2 separate regions of the Homo sapiens genome follow, and region 1 is linked to region 2. Evidence: chromatin loops called from intact Hi-C (ENCODE). Cell type or tissue: CD4-positive, alpha-beta T cell. All regions are shown on one strand. Each heading gives the region's core, and the rest is flanking DNA. Links, peaks and the distances in the headings are about the cores only.

What was found. Hi-C counts contacts between places; a loop is a spot of excess contacts. Peaks named below come from ENCODE experiments on the same cell type or tissue, not always from the same donor. Only the 100,000 strongest peaks of a DNase experiment are listed, where the experiment ranks them.
Region 1: a loop joins it to region 2, with 4 times the contacts of the local background. A loop is called at or near these places in 2 of 110 quality-filtered maps.

The regions. Positions count from the first base shown.
Region 1 is chr17:56,254,120-56,262,278 of GRCh38, forward strand. All of the region lies in intron 3 of ANKFN1 (ankyrin repeat and fibronectin type III domain containing 1), which reads left to right. LOC124904035 (a long non-coding RNA gene) reads left to right here. Exons shown (of 2, transcript XR_007065856.1): 1 at 1-101; 2 at 3,817-4,240. Among named protein-coding and RNA genes, the nearest start is that of ANKFN1, 100 kb to the left of the region's middle. In CD4-positive, alpha-beta T cell, for the core only: no CTCF peak of the experiment used is centred there; no DNase peak of the experiment used is centred there.
Region 2 is chr17:56,139,064-56,147,222 of GRCh38, forward strand. It overlaps a transcript of ANKFN1 not described here. Among named protein-coding and RNA genes, the nearest start is that of ANKFN1, 10 kb to the right of the region's middle. In CD4-positive, alpha-beta T cell, for the core only: no CTCF peak of the experiment used is centred there; no DNase peak of the experiment used is centred there.

The DNA.
Region 1 (8,159 bases), core at 1,446-6,445, 120 kb after region 2:
GAACATGCGTCAGAAAATGCTTAGAGGAGCAAAGGCAAATAAAACAATCCTTCAGCACACTGGATTTCTGAACCACTGCCCCATTCTCACCATTATCCCAGGTAATTGGTAATTTATACTATTCTGGAGCACTGCAATGCCAAGAGAGTGAGAAGTGTGAATGTTTTTACCAATTTTAAAGTTATAACAATGAGATAGTGCTACATGGCCAACGGGAGCCTAAGTGTAAATGAACCACTGTGGTTTTATGCATTGAAAGTTACAACAAAGCTGCCCTGTTGACATTGTCTGAGTGTACCTTTCATTATCTAAGGGTGGTTAGTTGTACTTACCAGATTTTGTGAATGACTGTGCTTCCTTTCCATAGCCAGGATGTCCCAGTATGTCCTTTCCCTTGGTTCTAGCTCCATATCTGCTTTCCTCTGGCATTTCCAGCAGTCTAATTTCCCTAGCATTCATGCTGATTCTCTGAAAGAAACAAGGGTCCTCTTTCTGATTCCTTTATAGCAGAGATTCTCAACCCCTAGTGCACATCAGAATCACCAGGGAAGCTTTGAAAAAGCCCTCCATCCAGGTTGCATTGACCTCAGCCACTCTTGGATGGAACTTTCACAAGACAGAGGTACAGCAGAGACCAGGAGAGGACACCATGAACATGGGCCCCAGATCCCTGGAAAGAAGGGATAGTGAGGAGGGAGGCTGATGAAGGAGTGAAGGACCTGTGCTCTAGAAGGGAGGAATGTAATTCTGTAGCCATGGCTGCAAATATATGGCAACCCCCAGACACAAAGAACCCTGCTCTTTCACCCCTTTCTGCACATCCTGCCTCCAGCCATCAGACCAGTCTGGCCTCTGAAATCCATTAACACTAGACTTAAATGACTGCTGTCAGAGAAGGTCCAAAAGAGAAAGAGTGAGCAATGAGACAACAAACCCTTATAGAAAGGACTGAGGGTGGGGACAAAGGTAGCCATGGAAGGAATTCCTCCATTCTAAACCAGCCTTGACCATGGCCTTGCAACTCTTGGACGATTCCCTTTTATGCCAGCCCTGTGTTGATGGTGTTTTGGAGAAGATGGTACTGTTGGTTGTATCTCCACAGTCCTTGAACCAGGGGCCCTCAAATATACTGGAGGGAAGATTGGTGGCTTGGGATGCAGAGGGGATAGAGTCAGAAGTAAGTCTCAGCTTTTCTCAGATTCCTCCCTATTTTGAGGCATAGCGCAGGTCCCAACACCTAGGAGTAGGATTTATCCCTCTCTGCCAGCACAATCCCCTAACCACAGAGGTTTGCCCCCACAAAAGACAATCATTACTCTCTTTAGACTCAGGCAGTGTGGGAGGGATATTCCTTGTGAGAAACAGACTGGAAAAATGAAAATGAAAATACTGCATTTCCATCTTTTCCTTGGCCCCATAAAGAAGTCACAGTTAATGGCATACATTTAGAAGTGGTTATTTTTTAATGGAAATTTTATCTACATGTTACCCTATGAAAATGTGGCCTGTTTACAAAGCAAGAAGGTCAGTGTGGCAGTGTAACCCAATCATGCTTTGTAAATGAGTCAACTTTTCACTGGGCTATTATATATCGCACAGCATTTACACACGCTTGTTAAATGTTAGACATTCAAGACCATCAAGTTTAAAACGTTTGGGTACCGTGATTATATTTTATCATTACTTGTTAAGCATCCATAATCTAATATTAGGAATTTATGTAGGAACTGGAAAATTACCATGGAGAAAACTCATTAGAGATAGAAATTTGGGGCTGGGTGCAGTGGCTCATGCCTGTAATCTCAGCACTTTGGGAGGCCAAGGCAAGAGGATTGCTTGAGACCGGGAGTTCCAGACCAGCCTGGGCAACCTGGCAAAACTCTATATCTATTTTAATTTTAATAAATAAATAAAATATAGAGATAGTAATTTTGCCTGAAGAAAGAATGTATCATGAGCTGAACCCTGCCCCAAGAGTGGCCATTTCCACTCTGAATTCCTTCATTTTCTAGCAATGTACATCACCAGTGCTAGAGTTAGTCTGAGAACAGCTGTGAAGGAGTTAGGAAAGATTAATGAAAACATTTTCAAAAACTCAAGTCAAGCCATTTTATTGGGAAATGGGAAAGTATTTATTTTAATCCCTTGTTTGTGAGCTTGGAAGGAAATAATTATTTGCAAATTGTGGAATAAGAACAATGTAATATTTCTTTCAGTCTCTCAAAACTCAGGCATTTTCCTCATGGCAGACAAAAGCCTATTCTTGTCTAGTTCTCTGTCCTCATAAAAGGAGGCTCCAGTGTGCGGGCTTTGCTTTTTCATGGTGGAGAATTATTTGGGGTTGTGAAACCTGGAGTAAAGAACAGAAGAAGAAGAGTCTCACATTTTGAAGGTGTAAGAATTGTAGGAAGTGAGGGGGCAGAAAATGAGACTGCTAGCTGACAGTTTTCTTTTTCTGAATGATAGCTTTAGGTCACATGCAATGATTAATTAAAATAAACATTTAAAATGTTAGAAAATAGTATGTACCCCATATTAAGGACCAATTATGAAACAAGCCCTTTATCTATTATACACAAGAATATTTATAACAAATCTACAGAGTGGCTAATATCCTCCATTTTACAGATAGAAAATTAAGTTCACATATATAATTACCAGCCTAAGGCCATACATCTAGAAAGTGACTCATCTGGAATTCAAACCCAAGCCTAGCTCTCTTACCAAATACTACTATCCCCTGATATTATCAAGAGTCACTAAAGGAAGTCAGGTGAGAATGGATCTTTATAATTATTTGTCTACCCATTCATTGATTCATTCATATTAGTCCCAGATTGCCTAACAGCAACATCACAGGCTTTGTCAAGTCTTAGACCTATCACTCGCTATCCTGGTGACCTTAGTGAAGTCACTTAACTCACTTAACTGTGGGTTATTGATTTAAAATAGCAATATTGTGATGGGACCAACTTCAAAGTGTTACAGTAGATTAGTGAAATGATCATTTGAAGTCCTTGGTTTGGTGCCTGGTATAGTAAGAACTCAATAGTTTTTATGTCAATGGTGGTGGTGATGACAATGATGATAATGCAGTGGTACTTGGAGTAGAGATGTCATTTCTCTACTAAGAAAAACCGACACTAGAGGGCTAAGTTAATGATCAGAGATCCTAGAATCCTGGAGCCCATAAGCATCTATAGGAGTCACTGTTCCTTGCCTTTGGCTGCAGATGGAACTGCAAACAATAGAGCCACATTAATGTGATGTGCTATGCATCTGGTTATTCACTGGCCCTTCAACATTAACAGTCTCTGTCTTGCTCATACATCTGGAAAAAGAGGGCAAATCTCACAGGCTCAGGCCCTGCAGACACCCAGATGATATGGTGGTGGGAGCATTTTCCAACATTCTCCACACCAAACTTAGCTTCTCTCCCAGGACGGTGCCCTCTCAGAACCCTTGCCAGTTTACTCACAGTCACCGACCCTCCAGGCTACGGGGAAATGAGGACACGGGGCCTGTTCAAGGGACTCCCTCTCAGCAGCCTTCATCCAGGTGTTTAGCACAGTGGAAACAGACAGCCATAGTTTCCTTTGGACAATTCGAGAAATTATTATTAAAGGGTGTGACACCCTCGATCTAGAAAACAGGTTGCCATAGGTTTTCTCAAGCAGTATTTGGAGCTCCAGGAGAGGATTTTGGAACCAAAGGGGAAACATGTTGGTTTCTTACCTGGCGAAGTCCTCTTCCCTCTCTCTAACCCCTCCACCTTCTAAGAGCACGTTGTCAGCTGCTCGCTCTGTCCCTATTCAGATGCTGCCCTGGAAGCCTCACTGTCATTACTCCACTTAGAATATGAGAAAGATCTCGACACTAACACCAGCTTCTTCAGCAGATTGATGACGTGGCTGCTAACAGGCTCTTCTCTTGGAGGTTTTCAATTTCAGCCAGAGTAAGAAGAGCTGGATAAGGACTTACAAATTCAGTTCCTTCTTCTTTCCATGTTCACTTGCACATGATGATTTTATTAAAGTGATATAGCATTTTTATTTGCCATGAAATCTTCATTCCACAATTTAAATGGGCTTCTGATGGCTTTACCTGTTAGGTGAACTTTTAGGAACTTTCATGACCCATGGTCTAAACTAGAAATGTTCGCCCTCTACTCTAGCTTAAAAATTGTATTTTAAAGACAGCACTAGGCTCTTCATGTGAAAATAAAGACAATATTGTAAAATGGTTGCTATGATGCTATTTTTTTCCTCTAAATTATGTCAATTTTGCTTTCACATTCCCATAAGGTGTGAGGGTTTGATGCTGGGTTCCACGTTGGGAAGATGGTGACAACACGCACTTTCTGCCACAGACCTGTGTGCACCTGGAGCCTGTTTACCACTGGGCAGAATTTGGAATAAGGGGCTGGTAGAGACGCAATACTTCAGGATACATACAAATTAACTGGCCCACAGCATCTAGTACTGGCATCTTTATTAATAAGATGGTAGAGGTCAGGCGCGGTGGCTCATGCCTGTAATCCCAGCACTTTGGGAGGCCGAGGCGGGCGGATCACGAGGTCAGGAGATCGAGACCATCCTGGCTAACACGGTGAAACCCCGTCTCTATAAAAATACCAAAAAAATTAGCCGGGCATGGTGGCGGGCGCCTGTAGTCCCAGCTACTCGGGAGGCTGAGGCAGGAGAATGGCGTGAACCCGGGAGGCGGAGCTTGCAGTGAGCCAAGATCGGGCCACTGCACTCTGGCCTGGGTGACAGAGTGAGACTCCGTCTCGAAAAATAAATAAGTAAATAAATAAATAAATAAATAAATGGAATTAAATGGTACAGGTGTTCCTTTGCGCTCATGAAATTTCCAAAGTATTAGAGATATAAAGTGTCCATGTGACTTGAGTGCTTATTATATCTAGACACTGTGACGTGGAGTATCTTATGTAATCTTCACAACAGCTCTGTCGTATAGGTACTATTATCTCCATTTTTGAGGGAACAAAGATGCAGAAAGGTGAAGTAACAGGCCTAAAATCATCAGCTATTGAATGGTGAAGCCAGTACTCAAACACACTTCACAGACCTCCTTTTTAGTCACCATGCTAGGCTGCCTCTGTGGGAGATCATGTGAGATCCTGACTCTTCTATTTACAAACTCTGTAATATTGCTCAAAATTGCCATTTCCACATCTGAAAAAGGAGAGTAGCAGTGGCTGCTACGTTAGGACTGCTTTAAGGATTGGAAGAGATTAATGTATATGATATGCCAAATATCTGTATATAGGCATTTGGTTTTTGGTAAGTACTACTAGGGCAAAGTGGTGAAACTCCCTGACTTCAGGAGCCCAATTTTCTATGGATTGTCCCTGTTTTGTCACTTACTCTTAGACTTCTGTTTCCTCCTCCATAAAATGAAAAGGTTGGGGTAGGGAGGTGTTCCCAGTAGAATGACCATAAGCTACTATGAGATTCAGGAATGGGAAATAAAATGATAAAAAAGAGAGTGAAGTTCACTGGCATCTCGCATCACAGAGGATGGAGAAAAAGGAGACTAAAAATTTTCTAGTTTGCCAGTGAGCTTGATAATACTACTAGTTCAATGACTCCGTAGTTAATGAAAACTGTATCTAATGTGTTTCCTGTTAATGCTTGTGGCAAATATATAAACAGTTTCAAGTAAATTCTCTTCTGTTTTCAGCATACAGTTTCTTTTTCAGTCCCATTCTACCAGGTATATATAGGATCCAAAAGAGTTGGTATCACTCCCCCACCCCACCTCCAAACACACACACACACACACACACACACACACACACACACTCTTTTCAAATTACTAAAAGGAAGTAACATACTTGCACATGCAATTTAGCTGATTACATGCAATTATAAGCATACATCTGCCATCCAAGCAGAGAGCTGCACTGGGTTCCATGCAAGGATAGGCAAAAATAGATTTATCTAAACCATGGTGGCCTAAGAATTATCGTACCAAATTTAAACTTTTGGAGGATATTCAGCTTTCCCAATGTGACTTCCTGTTTTGCAGAAAAGAGCTGGAAGAAATAATAATAAAAGAAAGCTCATATTCATTTCTGTTCACCAAGTGGCTTGTTCAAAACAACATTTTAATGATTTAAGTGTAAATGAATCAGAGGCATATGGATTAGATTTCCCTTAAAATGCACAAGATTTTTAAATGAGGGAGAGTGGAATAAAGAATTTCCCCAAATTTAGTGCTCCTTGGAATTGCCTTTTCTAATGTTATTAAAAATCGGTGGTGGTGGTGGTGGGGCGGGGTAGGGGTGCTGATTCACTTTGCACCGCCTTTGGCAAATAGGGGCGGGTGGGGACAAGGTTTCTAACATCTCCTTTAAAAGGAGGCCATACTTCTCCTTGGGCATCAACTAATTCATCCCAACCAGCATTTTTGATGAGTTAAGTGCAAATGAATCAGTAACATACGGATTGCATTTGAAATACACATGGGGTTTAAAAATGAAGGAAAAAAGTACTCGGTAAAGTATGTCTGGGGTTTTGCCAAACCCATAATGTTCAAAAAAAATAGTTTGAAACAATTGATGAATCCCTCCCAGGCCCTGCCAGCCTCACCAGGCACAGTAGAAGCATGGCTGTTTGGGTGATCACTCCAGTTACCTCTCCTTTAAACAACACTAGGGAACAGCCAGGTCCAAACGATGTCACCTGCTTAGTGCCTGGGTGGCTTCCTAATTTTAATATGCACATTTTCTACATGAAAGAGGATTAATTCCCAAATGACAGAGAGAGTTAACTTACTCCTCTTTTGAGAGCATGCAAATACAGTAGACTGTTCAGCCATTTGTTCTCCTAGATAAACATACAAGGTAATTGAACAGAGATCGGAATCTGTCCCTAAATGGGTTCTGCATCTTGCATTTGCTTTTTGGCTTCCTCATTTGGCACCTAAATTAAAAAGCAGTGACCTGGTGCTTAGCAGCCTGTGCAGAGTCCCACCCCTAAGCCAGTGGCACCCCACTTGTCACCTGTACGGACCTTGTTATCTTCCTTTCCTCCCAGATACTATATTTTGAACAATATTGTCTACACACCAGATGCTGTTATTGAGAAATAATTTTCTCATTTTCTTATTAATCAAAAACTGCCATTGTTAGAAGACCAACATGAAACACATTGAGTTGCTAGCATTTGAGTTAACAGAAAGAAAATATGTGTTAGTTCCCCTTTGCAGTTGAACCTGGGTAGCTCTATAACTCCAGTGAGTGTTTCTGACATTGTATTAGGGTTCTCTAGAGGGACAGGACTAATAGGATAAATGTATATATGAAAGGGAGTTTATTAAGGAGTATTGTCTCACACAATCACAAGGTGAAGTCCCACAATAGGCCATCTGCAAGCTGAGGAGCAAGGAAGCCAGTCCAAGTCCCAAAACCTCAAAAGTAGGGAAGCCAACAGTGCAGCCTCCAGTCTGTGGTCAACTGTCTAAGAGTCCCAAAGCTGAAGAACTTGGAGTCCCATGTTCAAGGGCAGGAAGCATCCAGCATGGGAGAAAGATAAAGGCTGGAAGACTCAGCCAGTCTAGTCCTTCCACGTTCTTCTGCCTGCTTTTATTGTAGCCATGCTGGCAGCTGATTAGATGGTGCCCACCCGGACTGAGAGTGGGTCTGCATCTCCCCGTCCACTGACTCAAATGTTAATCTCCTTTGGCAACACCCTCACAGACATACCCAGGAACAATACTTTGCATCCTTCAATCCAATCAAGTTGACACTCAATATTAACCATCACAGACATGTTGGGAATATCTCATAGAGAAGACCATTTCTCCCTGCCCAGGTCCCCAAGGGCCATGATTCTAGATGGAGAATCATTAGCCTAAGGGATCTGAAAGGCATTTCAAGATCAACGTGGAGAGATTTCCAGACCAGCTCCAGTGGAATTCTCTAGGTCCGAGCCCTCCAAGAATTCTGATATAATTTTAACAAATCTTTCCCAAATACTAGGCAGGTTGAAAGACTTGGTAGCTCTGAGAATCATCTCAGAGAGAAGCTAGAGAGGATTGAAGGCTCTACGACCCTCTCCCCAACACAGAGTTTCTGATGCCTCAGGGCAGTCACCAGCCTCTTCCTTCCATCTGGGGCATCCTGCTCCTCA
Region 2 (8,159 bases), core at 1,485-6,484:
AAGCTATCCAAATTTACTAAAATCTAATTCCTTAAACCTAAATTTTCGTTAACATTTGTATGTTTTTATTTTATTTTTAATGCCATTATTAAAATCCTTGACAAAATTCTAGAAAAGATGATTAAATTGTAGGCTAAAAAACCAAACAAACAATAAAGTGATCACCAAGAACCCACCATTGTTCACTAAGAACAAATCATGGCAGGTTAACTTCATTTGCCTTTGAGCTAAAATTTACTATACTGATAAATTAAGGGACTACTCCCAAACATAGCACTTATTAATTTCAACCAGGCATTCAACAAAGTATCTCAAGTGGATTCACACCTGGTTGAATATTGCATTCAAAGACTGACAGGCTTGAGGAAATGTTGTGCCATTAGAATCAGGGGTTCTGCCCTCAGCTTGTGACCTGCTCAGTTGGTTGCCAAATTTGTTTTTACCGGCAGAGGTAAAAACAAATTTGGATTTGAGCCCATGTGATTTTCCCCCCATTATGCTCTGTTGCCGACAGACAGAGGAAAGTGATAGAAGGTTGAAAACTTTAAAACCATTCTATATCAGGAAATGTTAACGGAACAGTCAAACTCAGCCTGAAGAAGTGAGAAAAGGACCACCCCACTTATAGAGGCTGCTCAGAAGTCACTGTCTTTTTTCTGGCCCTTAAATGCTGTATAGGACATTTCTTCCTATTCTCCGTAGCCTCATTGCAGCATTACACATTACTGACCACATTACCAACTTTTTTGTATCATCGTCCCTTGGTTTCCACAGTGTTACACTATCTCGGTTTTATACGTTTCTTCATATCCTTTTCTCTGTTTGATTATTAGTTAATCCATTTCCTCTGGCAACTGGATTGAAACAAAGTTCAGTCCTTAACCTCTGCTCTTCTATCCCTTGGAGCAGCTGTATTACTTCTGCACTAATTGTTCCTAAATCTATAAACTCAAATTTGACCACTTTCCTAAGTTCAAGTCCCACTTAAGCGATTGCTTGATGGACGTGTATATTTAGAAGTCTGCAATCATCTCGAACTCAAAACATCTAAAACATTACTGATCTTTCTAGAACTCCTGCTTCATCTTGGCTTCCTTAATTCCATCAATGGCACTGCTGTTTCCTAGGTCAAAACTTGAGAGAAGGCACTGACTTTCCATAACCTTTTTTTTCATATCTAGTTAGTCACCAATTTGTGTCAATTCCTCACTTATAGATTCTTTTGAATTTGTCCATTAATACCCATTTCCTAAGCCAAGTGTGGGTTAAATGACTGCATAGTCTTTCAGCTTGTTTTTCAGCTCCCCTTTCCAATATCCCCTGCATGGCACCATAAGATCAACCATCCGAAAGGGAGGAGTATGACTCTTTCATTATGTCTTTCCCTTTCTCACTAGTGGCCTGCCATCCTGCAGCTGAAAGACTTTCTTATTTTCTTGTCTTTCAAATTCTAACCTGCCTTCAAAGTCCAACCAAACTTCTTTTCCCTTCCATGATGTTTTGAATCCCGACTCTGCCACCTAGTAGCTGGATGACCTTGGGCAACCTACTTAAGCTCTCTGTTTCTGTTTGTTCATCTAAAAAGAAGTGAATATTCTAATAATGCCTGCATCATAGGATTGTGAGGAGAATTAAATGAGTTAGCATCTGGTTAGAGCACTCAGAACTGGTAATGGCTATATAACACATTAAATAAATACAAATGTGTATGTTCCCTAAGTATGCCAAATTGGAATATATCTCTTACCCTATGTTCACTACTAATATATCATAGATATAACCTTTATCTCCTCCATTTATTAAATTATGTTGTCGCTTACACTCCCAAGTAGGACATCTGTTAGCCACACATGGTCTGAAAGCTCATTGAAAGTAAAGGTCACATCATGTGTTTCTTTATATCTCCACAGTCCCTACTATCAGCCTTACCTACTGGAGCTATGCACGTAATGATTTAAGCATTGATTTGCTCCTGGCTTTCTGGATGTGCACCCAGATTCTCTAATTCTCAATCTCACCATCTCTGCTTTATTTCTAAACCTCCCCTCACTGATCTTCTCCAGGGGCTTGGTGTGTGTGCTACAATCCACCTCTCTTGTTAGCCATCTCTGAGCGCTACATTTATCAGGGACAGTGGGTGTTGGCAGGCAGACAAGAAACACAAATCTGTAGACAGCGCCACCACAAGCCAATCTTGCCAGTACAATTCCGCAGTTTGCTGACAGACGTGTGGTGATTTTCCAAGCCTCTAATATGGAATACCATAGGGCCTTTAAGGAGAAGTAGTTGAAGATTGGGGCAGCTGGCGATTTCCCCTCCATTTTCTATCTTTGAAAGGGCATGTGCCTGACATTTGACTCTAAAATGATCTGGGATGCCATAGCTGTCACATAAAGAATGGTCTAGCAATAGAGTGAAGTTTTGGATTGGAGTGGTGTGAATGCTTCAGCAAATCTTCTGAAGACCATCCAAAGCCACACATAAATAATGAGTTTGGAAGGGCAACAAGAATGCATGGGATGTGGCCTTCTGAATCACCCATATAGTGTTCCTGGAGTGGTGGGATATTTAGGATAAAGGATCATTCGCAAAAACTCATCAGGGTGTGTGTGGGGGGTGGGGGAGCAGGAATTATTTGAGCACAGCGTTCCAGTGCAGTTTGAATTTCCACACAAATCCTCACCCTGATGCTGTGACCTCAGCTGAAGCAGAACAATCAGTGTGGGGGTGGATAATTTCCACAAATTCATGAACTGTTTTACACTAAAGCAAGCTCAGACATCCTTAATCAAAAAGCACTTCTAACCACACATCAGTGAGTGTGTAAGATAGCCCCCTCTTTTTCATAACGATGGTGTACTTTTTTTTTTTTTTTTTTTTTTTTTGAGATGGAGTCTGGCTCTGTCGCCCAGGCTGGAGTGCAATGGTGCAATCTTGGCCCACTGCAAACTCTGCCTCCCAGGTTCCAGTGATTCTCCTGCCTCAGCCTCCCCAGTAGCTGGGACTACAGGCCCTTACCACCATGCTCAGCTAACTTTTGTATTTTTAGTAGAGACAGGGTTTCATCATGTTGGACAGGATGGTTTCGATCTCTTGACCTCATGATCTGCCTGTCTTGGCCTCCCAAAGTGCTGGGATTACAGGCATGAGCCACCGCACCTGGCCAGCTAGGGCTTACTTTATGGTCTAGGGAGTTTCATGGGAGTCAAAAAAGAAGTCACACAAATGCTGCTCTGATAATTTTGTCAACTGGGTGGAAACGACAAGTTGCAAATCTCCTTATTGTTTTGTCCCTCCACACTTATGTCAAGAGTAGCTATTGGCCAAGTTCACTCCATGAAGAGTAAATCATTCCTCTGGCCCAACAAAAGGTTCTTTTGCAACACATAACATTTGTAAGCTAGTGATGGGCTCAATGGACACTGGCCAAGAACTTTAATCATCTGCACCACATGCCTAAAGGGCTAACTCACCTCAAACAGGCTTACAGAATGAAATTCAGACCCTGGAAAATTCTGGCTCTAAAGACAGGAAGCTCCACCTCTAGAAGGCTCTCCACGCTTCAGACTTTTGTTTCTTCATCCATCCTATCCTGTATTTCCTCATGCTGAAGCCTTCATTTCTTGAGAACCAGGGTGGTCCCAAAGCAGCAGCACCTGTGTTTTACAGGTGAATTTGAGCTATTTGGCTTTGATACACCTTTTCCAGTTTGTGTTTTGCTGTAGGAGTTTTGTTATTGTAGACTCTCTGTAATTTGCCTTCTGTTTACCTCTCCAATGCGAACTAACTTCTCCTCCACCCTACTCACACTCCACACAAGCCATTCACACAAATACTCTATGATTCCCCACTCCCACCATTTTTTCTATTTGGTCAGTTTTCCCAGAGGCGCGATCTGATCACTCACCCAGGAATGCATTTGGAGGCTGAGACAGATGACCCTCACCAATGAATATGAATGAATGTTTAGTTAGTATTCACAGGAAGCTGAGATTCTCAGGAAGAGAAGACATTGCGAAGAATTCCAATGATGAGAAGGAGAACAATTAGGGGTGGGGTTGGGGGGTAGTTTGGGGCTTTTTTATGTTTAGATGAGAGGCCAAGTTTGGGGGCTTCACGCATGGTAGGCTAGAGGCTGCACTGTTTGAAATTCCAGCCAGCTCAGAGAGGTCTTTCTTGTCAGGTATCAAAGGCAGTGGTGGAGAGGATGGTTGAGCACAGAAGGGATTCCAGGATCCTGCCAACACTCAAGTGCCAAAGTTGGAGTCATCCCCTTTATGACACTTGCAAACCTCTTCACTTTCACACAAGCAGCCCCTCCTTGGGACACACGCCAGCTTGTCCCCCCAAAACTCCCCTTATGAGCCACCTCCTCTAGAGCCCTTTCCTGACTCTCACTCAGCTGCAATGGACCATTCTCTTCTCTGCTACAATCATGTTCTGTGCTTGCCTCTATTTTTATAGTACCTATCATATTTGATCTTTGCAGTAGATTGAATTGTGTTCTCTCAAAAGATATATCCAAACCCTAAGCCCCATTACTTTATGAATGTGACCTGATTTGGAAATAAGATATTTGCAGATATAATTAAGTCAAGGGTCTTTGGATGAGGTCATCCTGGGTTTAGCATGGGCTATAAATCCAGTGATGCGTCCTTATAAGATAAAGGAGAGGGATATGTGACACAGAGACACAAGGAGAAGGCCAAGTGAAGCCGAACACAGAGATTGGAATTACGCAGCTACAAGCCAACGAATCCCAAGGACTGCCAGCAGCCACCAGAAGCCAGGAGAGAGGCATGGAATGGATTCTTCTGCAAAGTCTCCAGAAAGAACCAACCTTGCTGACGCCTGGATTTCAGACTTCTGTCCCCCAGAACTGTGAGAGGTTAAGTGGAGGCTTTTTCAAGCCACCAAGTGTGTGATAATCTGCTATAGTAACCCTAGCAAACTGATCACTTTATAATCATCAGTCTGGATTTTTATCCTTATCACAAGAGCTGTGTGCTCCCAGAGGGCAGAGGTTGTCATTTGTTCATCTTTGGATCCCTCCAGCCTAGCACAAGTGCCTGACACAAACAGAGGCGCATCTGAAAAAAAAAAAAAAAAAAAAAAAAAAAAACAGCCCAAACCAAATGAATGCAGAGGCAAAAGGACCACAGAAATTCTCTCTACAGCAGGAGGACTTCTATTGAATCTATCAGCTATGGTGAAATCATGAAGGGCTCCATGTGAAAAATCAAGAGTACACCACAGGTTGCACTTTAGGTCAGGCTGTTTCTTTACTTTTTGCCTGCAGGTGGACTTCTAGAACTATTGGGTGATGGGAAAAGTCCATGCACCAGTCTACACAGGCACTAAAGTACTTTGGCATGCATCCAACCTTTCTCTCTGAGTCCATGTTAATCAGGTTTACCCAGGAGATAGACAAGTAGCTTGGGTACTCTGATTTAAACCGCATGCCCTCGCGGGAGTCCCTAGAATGAGAGTTCCAATGCTGCAGAGAATCTGTTGTTTGGTTTGGGTGCTTTCTTCTCTCACTGAGCAAAAAGATGGGTTTTTTTCCTCAGGAGGAGGTGAGTGAGTGAGGATAAAATTATTTACTTAGGGACCACCTAGGCCAGGTCTGAAAATTCAGCCCAGGTGGGAAACTTCAGTCCAGTGAGGGTTCTTTGTTTTTGTTAAAGAAAAAGAAATTGCAGATGGACAGCCGAGGAGCATTGGAGCAGATGTCTGAGGCACAAATCCCTGAAGCAGACCCAGGGACCACTGCCCTTTCCTGCTTTCCATCGCCTCATTTTACAGGTGACAAACAGCCTGGCCACTTGTTTAAAGCTCAGGATTTTCTTTTTCCTCCTTCTCTTCTCTTACCCTTTTTTTTTTCTAAAAACCACAAGAGTGTTAGGTGATTTTTCCCTCCCTGCCTAGGGAACATTTATTACAGATGCTTAATCTTTCCCCTCTCCTTGGGGCAGCTCAGGCCCTCATACCAGGAAGGAGCTGAATCGTTGCCTTGGCAGAAACACTGCCCACACAAAAGGGGTAGGTGTTTTTAATTTTATCTTGTTCTATAAGGCAGGCATGGGTGAGAAACAAGCAGTGAGTGTGCACTGAGCAGGCAATGGGAATTAGAAACCATGGAATGGGTACAAAAGAAATTAAAGGATCTTTCCCTGACTTCAGTGAGCTGTCAGACCAACAGACAGACATAAAGGGAGTCAGAAAAATAGAATGTTTTTTGCTAGCAGATGTGTAAAACCTGTAGTATTAGTCCATTCTCATGCTGCCATAAAGAACTGCCCAAGATTGGGTAGTTTATAAAGGAAAGAGGGTTAATTGACTCACAGTTCTACATTGCTGGGGAGGCCTCAGGAACCTTACAATCATGGCAGAAGGCAAAGGAAAAGCAGGCACCTTCTTCACAGAGCAGCAGGATTGAGTGTCAAGTGAAGGGAGAAGCCCCTGATAAAACCATCAGATCTCATGAGAACTAACTCACTGTCACAATAATAGCATCAGGAAAACCACCCCCATGATTCAATTACCTCCACCTCGTCCCACCCTTGACACGTGGGGATTACTGGAATTACAATTCAAGGTGAAATTTGGGTGGACACATAGCCAAACCATATTATTCTGCCCCTGGACCCTCCCAAATCTCCTGTCCTCACATTTCAAAACCAATCATGCGTTCCCAACAGTCCTCCAAAGTCTTAACTCACATCAGCATTAACTCAAAAGTCCACAGGCCAAAGTCTCAGCTGAGACAAGGCAAGTTTTCAAAACTAATTATGCCTTCCAAACAATTGCCTGAGGTCTTAACTCATTCCAGCATTAACTCAAAAGTTCACAGTCCAAAGTCTCATCTGAGACAAGACAAGTTCCTTCCACCTATGAGCCTGTAAAATCAAAAGCAAGTTAGTTACTTCCTAGATACAATGGGGGTATAGGCATTGTGTAAATACACCCATTCTAAATGTGAGAAATTGGCCAAAACTAAGGGGCTACAGGCCCCATGCAAGTCCAAAATCCAGTGGGGCAGTCATTAAACCTTAAAGTTCCAGAATGATCCCCTTTGACTCCATGTGTCACATCCAGATTATGCTGATGCAAGAAGTGAGCTCTCATGACCTTGGACAGCTCTACCCTGTGGCTTTGCAGGGTACAGGCCCCCTCTCAGCTGCTTTCATGGCTGGCATTGAGTGTCTGCAGTTTTTCCAGGTGCATGGTGCAGCCTGTTAGTGGATCTACCATTCTGGGGTCTGGAGAACAGTGAGCCTCTTCTCACAGCTCCACTAGGTCATGCCCCAGTGGGGACTGTATGTGGGGGCTCCAACCCTACATTTTTCTTCCATACTGCCCTGGTGGAGGTTCTCCATGAAGGCTCTGCCCCTGCAGCAAACTTCTGCCTGGACATCCAGGCATTTCCACCCATCCCAAACCTCAATTTTTAAGGTTCCCAAACCTCAGTTTTTGACTTTTATGCACCCACAAACCCAACACCATGTGTTAGCCACTGAGACTTAGGGTTTGCACCCCCTGAAGCAATGGCCTGAGCTGTGCATTGGCCCCTTTTAGCTGTGGCTGGAGCTGAAGCAGCTGGGATGCAGGGCACTGTGTGCTGAGGCTGTATAAAGCAGGGAGGCCCTGGGCCCTGGGCCAGGAAACCATTTTTACCCCCTGGCCTCCAAGGCTGTGATAGGAGGGACTGAAGGTCTCTGACATGCCCTGGAGACATTTTCCTCGTTGTCTTGGTGATTAACTTTCAGCTCCTTGTTAGTTATGCAAATTTCTACAACCAGCTTGAATTTCTCCCCCAGAAAATGGGGTTTTCTTTTTTGTGGCATCATCAGGCTGCAAATTTTCCAAACTTTTATGTCTGCTTCCTCTTGAGTGCTTTGCCACTTAGAAATTTCTTCTGCCAGATACCCTAAAACATCTCTCTCAAGTTCAAAGTTCCACAGATCTCTAGGGCAAGGGCAAAATGGCACCAGTCTCTTTGCTAAAGTATAACAAGAGTTGCCTTTGCCTCATTTCCCAACAAGTTCCTCATCTCCATCTGAGACCACTTCAGCCTGGACATGTCATTGTCCATACCACTATCAGCATTTTGGTCAAGCCGTTCAACAAGTTTCTAGGAAGTTCCAAACCTTCCCACA